Regions from separate parts of the Mus musculus genome. Here region 1 is linked to region 2. A link is a loop called in an ENCODE intact Hi-C map of the cell type or tissue named here. Cell type or tissue: left cerebral cortex. All regions are shown on one strand. Each heading gives the region's core, and the rest is flanking DNA. Links, peaks and the distances in the headings are about the cores only.

What was found. Peaks named below come from ENCODE experiments on the same cell type or tissue, not always from the same donor. Only the 100,000 strongest peaks of a DNase experiment are listed, where the experiment ranks them.
Region 1: it touches region 2 in a loop (3-fold over the local background); 2 of 42 quality-filtered maps call a loop at or near these places.

The regions. Positions count from the first base shown.
Region 1 is chr3:33,537,905-33,540,830 of GRCm38, reverse strand. Gm34205 (a long non-coding RNA gene) reads right to left here and starts at 487. Exons shown (of 3, transcript XR_389655.3): 1 at 216-487. In left cerebral cortex, for the core only: no CTCF peak of the experiment used is centred there; a DNase peak (open chromatin) is centred at 1,391; H3K27ac peaks cover 236 bases.
Region 2 is chr3:33,741,024-33,743,949 of GRCm38, reverse strand. No RefSeq gene overlaps it. Among named protein-coding and RNA genes, the nearest start is that of Gm42203, 50 kb to the right of the region's middle. In left cerebral cortex, for the core only: no CTCF peak of the experiment used is centred there; DNase peaks (open chromatin) are centred at 1,087 and 1,618; H3K27ac peaks cover 1,702 bases.

The sequences.
Region 1 (2,926 bases), core at 332-2,831, 200 kb after region 2:
AATTTAAAAACCAAAATATGCTGCCTTAGAAAAACTATTCTTATTAGAGAAACTTTTAGGCATTGTTGATCGTGTTTATTAGCCAGAAGGCAATCCCTTAGTAAAACTCTTCAGGACAAACCTGTCCTTCCTTTCACCTACCTACCCCCTTCCCTACCTCTCTGCTTTAGGAGCATAAAGCACAACCCACCAGCTCTGCGCTGGTGCTCACTCACCTCTCATTTCCCATCTTTTGTTTGCACATGAGCTTCCATTTCCCGATCATAACCACGGCAGCTGTAGTTTTCTACACTGTAGTTTTCTGTAAGTTGTTCTGTGCCTTCCCAATCTCCACGCTGCTGCAAAGTTCTCTAACTCTATGGGGATCTCTCTTTCCCCACCCACTTATTGAAACTAGGCCCACACTCCTGTCACTCTACTGAAATTACTTTGATAAAAACAAAGACCTGTACTGTTATAAATGGATCCAATGTGTCATTCTGCTTTCTTTCCCTATAACAATGACCACTGTCAGCGATATTCTCTCTAGGCCTGGACATGTTTAAAACTCTGTCCTGTTTCCTTAAAGAATGAGTTCTTTCTTTCGTTGTTTCTCCTCTCAATAGTTACTGGACATGTATTAGTCACCTTGCACCCCACACTTTTGCCTAAATGTAACGTCCCCATTTTATTTTCTCTCCTAAACTTTATATTTCACTTTCCATAACTTCAGGAATCTTTAGAAGGATCCATCTTTAGACCATCCTTAACAGGAGATATCATCGATCTACCAATACCAGCCGTTATTCTGGATTTACTATGTTCATTAATAGTAATCCAAATCAAATCTAGAAGAAACATTTCGCTTAAGAGTCACAAACTCTGATCAACTCCTGGATCCAGATCAGCTCAGTTTTCTGACGTTAGTGGGGTTCTCACCCATGCCTCCAATTCTTCATCTGGGAAGGTGTAATAGTAGTATTGGACTGAGTTTAAAACTAAGTCAATAAGACTAAATGTCAAGCCACTACCAAAAGTAGCAGTTGATAGACAGCTTCCTTGGGTAAGGACCAGTGATGCTATCTATGAGGATTCCCTCAGCAAGGCTGGAGAGGGACTGTGAGACAGGCAGGAGGATGAGGTCAGGGTGGGGAAGATTTTTGGAGTGGGCATAGCTGAATCAGCTATAGAAACATCACCACCCTGTATTTTCCTGTTTGGCAGCTGACATTCATGGTCTTGCACGTGCTTCTCTTGCTTCTCTTCTGTCAGACTCACACAGACTTGTTTGGTGGTAACAGACCACATCATACAAATTTCAGAGTTGATGTTTTTCACTAAATAATACATCAGGAGCGTTCTTCCCATCAACAGTGAGGGATCTAATTAAATTGCTTTTTAAAAGAACTATGTAAAATGTCATAGCGCGGATGTAGTGCTGTTTTAGAAAAGAGCTGCATTTAGCTCAGAGACGCACAGGTTTCCTTATGGTGTTTTCATACCCATTTCAGTTTGGTTGACACTTGCTCCCTAATCCCCCCACTCTCCCATCCCCTAGATTCACTTAAACTCTTCGACCCCACCCCTTTCACTTTCATATCAACAGTCCCACCACCTCAGGAGCCTCCTCTCTTGGAGCCAACTTTCCCTTTCCATGGGCCCCTTTCTCATTTCCTGCCTCCCACACATACTCAGTCCCACGTAAATACACATATATAAAGTTTCAAAGCTAGAATATTAACATGAGAGAGAATATGCGAGGTGTCTTTCTCACCTCACTTAATACCATTCTGTCAAAAGGCATTTGTTCAGTCTTTCCTTCTTAAAGACCCATGTTGTCTCCATGTTTTTGTTCTTAATACCTGTCCACACCCTAGCTTCCTGTTAGGCAAACTATTGGTTCTATTTACCAGAAGGTTACTAAGAGTTGAAAAGCATTTTTATTGGACGTATATGCTTTCGTTTTAAAAAGGAGATTATGTAACAACATATGCCTTTTAGTGATTCGTGACTCTCATGTCCTCATCCTTTGCCACTTTCAAACCAATTTGTCCTAAAACAGTGATTCTTAGGAGGAGCTCTTTTACGTCAGCCCTTTTCAGCTTTTAGATTTGTACCTAACTATTGCTTGACTTTTTTCTTCTTCTTACCCTCTTCAATCAATTGTAATATCTTCATCCCAGAAATGTAATATTTATGTACTCAATTCTAGCTAGTTCCTAGGAGATTTTTATCTTTCTTAATTTTTATTCTAAGTTTCTTCCCCAACTTACATTGAAAATCTTTGTACTTTTCTTCTAAGATTCTTACTCTTTCATTTTCTACATTTAAACAGTATAGGGAGTTAGGAATTTCATTCTGCCTTCTAAGTCTAGTTGAGCCAACTGGGCAGCAGAATTTATTGCACACAGTGTTCTCTCCCATTGGCCTGAATAGGGCATGTGCTTGGTGCTCACTCATTACATATGCTTGGGGAAGCTCTGGGCCAGGCATGGCTTTCTTCTCAGTGCTGTGCAGGGTGGTCAAGGGAGACAGAGGCCAGAGTCATCCGGTCGGCACAGGGCAGGGGGTGAGGAGGGTACATACTTGCCACAGGGATGTCTCCAGAGTGTTTCTCCAATGCCTCTATAAAACAGGAAAGGATAAAAATAGGCTCCAGCTAAAATGTTTCGTGTGTGTGAGAGCACTTTTTAGCTAAAGACATTTCCAAGTTTTCTTTTATTAGGTTAGAATTCTAAATTTGTTGCAATCGTTTGAAATGATGCAGTCTCCACAAGGAGATGGAGTTCAAATGAGTGAGTTGTCTGCCCTTTGGGTAAGTGACCTCCAGGGTGATCCTAGTCCAGGAAGACTTTAAAGGACTGTCTAAGGTCAGGTCTTTCTGGTGAGGAAAGATTTGTTTCCATAAAGTCTGTCATTCCACATCTGTTGGCTTGAATAACTTCCT
Region 2 (2,926 bases), core at 270-2,769:
TGTATCTATCTATCTATCTACTAAAAAGCTAAAGAGCTCAGAGATTAATACAAATTGTAATACCAGATTTAAGTAATACTTAGTAAATTATCTGGTAGCTCACCAGTAAGCAGCTCACAGGCATTCAAGAATGAGTATATAGTATCTTAGGTTATAAACTAATTCTTAACAATCAAATAAGGGACTCATGATTTTGAACCAGGCCTTTGCAGCTCTGGGTAGGGCAGGGGAATTTTTGGGATGCTTCTGCAGCAAAATAAAGGCAATTCCAAATCGAGATAAGATTTAAACCAAGGCCTTATCTCAGTTATCTGAATTTCCTCAGTGTCCTTCCTCTCAACGAAGAGGCAAGATGAAGACAGACATAAAACTTAGGAGGCCTAATCTTAGACTCAATTGTTCTGAGTCCTATTGCCTTCACACTATGCTTCCAGTACACTGGTAACCTGCTGTATTATTTATTCTAGTACTCTGATAACAGGCCAAATAGTGGGTGAATATTGGGAATTTTTGAGGTCCTGTACTTTCTCTGAAAGCTGATGTCTGAAGGGGTCTCTAGTCTTTTCTGACTAGAAAGGCCTGTCTTTCTCTTTCATTGGCTTTCCTCTTAGTGCCTCTGACTTGTTGCATCAGTTTCTGCTCTGAGCTTCAATTGAAATGTGAAATTGAGATTTAAAGCCTTCTAGACCACAGAAAAAAGCCAGTGACTGGATTTTCTTGTTTAGTGTCTCAGCAAGTGTGCTTCTCATTCTGTCCTTTGAGGAGCCCTTTTCCGATTGTGATTCTTCTAAACTGAGATTGCTATTATGCTAATGAAACTAAGCCTAAGAATCTATGCCAAAAATTTCAGCTCTTTCCATTGGAAACTTGCTTTTGAATAGGCCCATTTCTTCCCCTTTAAATATCTAACTTTCAGACTCGCCTTGCTCTGTTTTATCAGACAATGCTGGGCTTTGGTTATATTTCAAAAATTTAGCTAATCACTAGTTAAAGTGCCTGTGATTGTTTAGTCAAGAGCAGAGAGCAACAAATACGGATACTCAGCCTGCTTTCTCCTTTGTGTAAGATCTAGGGCCTCAGCCCAAAACTGTTTCTAAGTGGGGGTCTTCCCACCTCAGTCTAACCTAATCACTATCGTCCCTTACAGGCGTGGCCAGAAGTTAAACAGTCTCTCATGGGTCTGCATGAAGCCTTGTCTTTCACATAACTCTGGATTCTGTCAAGCTAACAATTACCTAAGCATCACAGAAGCTTAAAGTTTCTTTGTCAGTAAAATAATATAGAAATGCTTCACTTACTGATTGTGGTAGAACAAAAATAAAGCAACCAAATAAATAACATAAAAAACCCCACCCAGCCTATAAGGAATAGGGCCAAAATACTGAACTCAGGTCTGCTAGATTGCAGTCAATGCGGTTTCAATTATGTCTATTATGCAACAGTGTCTGAAGTCATCCCTTTGAGTTCCTGGTTAGTTTATACCTTATAAGGTCAGTTAGAATAACTCACTAATGCGCAAACCTGCAATCTTTGTAACTTTGTCATTTGTATTTTTTTTTATCCCCTCCACCCCCTGGTACTTAGAGAAGAATATCGCAGATGTCAGGAAGCAACAGGCATGTTCTGTAGCCAGAAATCAGCACCCACGTGAACATCAGTTGCCTAAATGTTTTCTTTCATATATCTTGATATTTCTCAGAAGCACACCATCTGTTCTTAGAATAGACAACCAGAAAATATCTGGTAGTTTTTCTTATCTCTTGTAATGAATTATGTTTGTTCTTATGCATATGTAATCAGCTTTTGAACCAGAATACAAAATCCCTACCACCTCATTCCTGCAAAGGAAGGAGAGGTGTGCTAACTAGTTTAAATATGAGGAAAGGACACAGAAGTCAGGAGCTTCTGATCAAGTGCCAAAAGATGTCACTATGTGTTCTTTTATACAGGAGCTAGAAAAACTGAATTAGAAGTAGACTATTGAATAGAAGAGATTGGGAATGGTATATGCATGTAGAGCAAAAAGGGGCAGCTGACTAGATGTGTACATGTTATATGTCTGTATGGAAATGCATACTGAACCTCATTAATATGTACAGTTAACATGAGTTAAATACTTGTACAAGTGCTGTGCTCAAGGCCATAGTCTCCTTTAAGATACAGGCTGAACCAATTGCCATGTAGATACATTTAGTTTTCATGGTGGAATGGATGAAAACAGGGATGAGGTTCATGTTGGGCGTGAATCATTTGTTCCTGTAAGTGACACTTGATTTCTGAAGTCTGAAAGATGAGTGGCCTCTCACTGAGGGGAGAGAAGCAGAAGGGTGAAATGCTCTAGAGGAGGATGTTCATTGTACCTGTCTCATCCTTTCTCCTTCCTTTGCTGTAAGTTCATGACAGTGCCAGGGATAATATGCAACATGCATGCATAGCATGGTTCTATAGATGTTAAAAGTACTGAAACATTTTTTACTTTGGTTGGTAACAGTTTCTACTTTATATAGAAAATAAATATGAAGTAATATATATATATATGTAATATATATATATATATATATATATATATATATATATATATGATATAATTTTAGTAGAAGGCTAGCAGAGAGGCCAATTTTAAATCTTTTGCAGAGAATTAAATACTCAGTCTTGGTTAACAAATACAAATAACCGTTGCTCTTAATACTGTCTTGAAAATTGCGAGCTAACTCTTATGGTTGAACTGACAAAGAAGATAAGTTAAAAACTTTAAGTTTTAGTTTGTTTGTACATATGGATGATAAGTCATAAATATCATAATGAACTATTTAATGAGAAGAAAGGGTTGTATCTACTATATTGCCTTCATAGCCATTCACTGGATAGCTATTATTTCCACCACTGTTCAATGAGGAATTGATGCCTTTAGAAAATGAGGATAGGG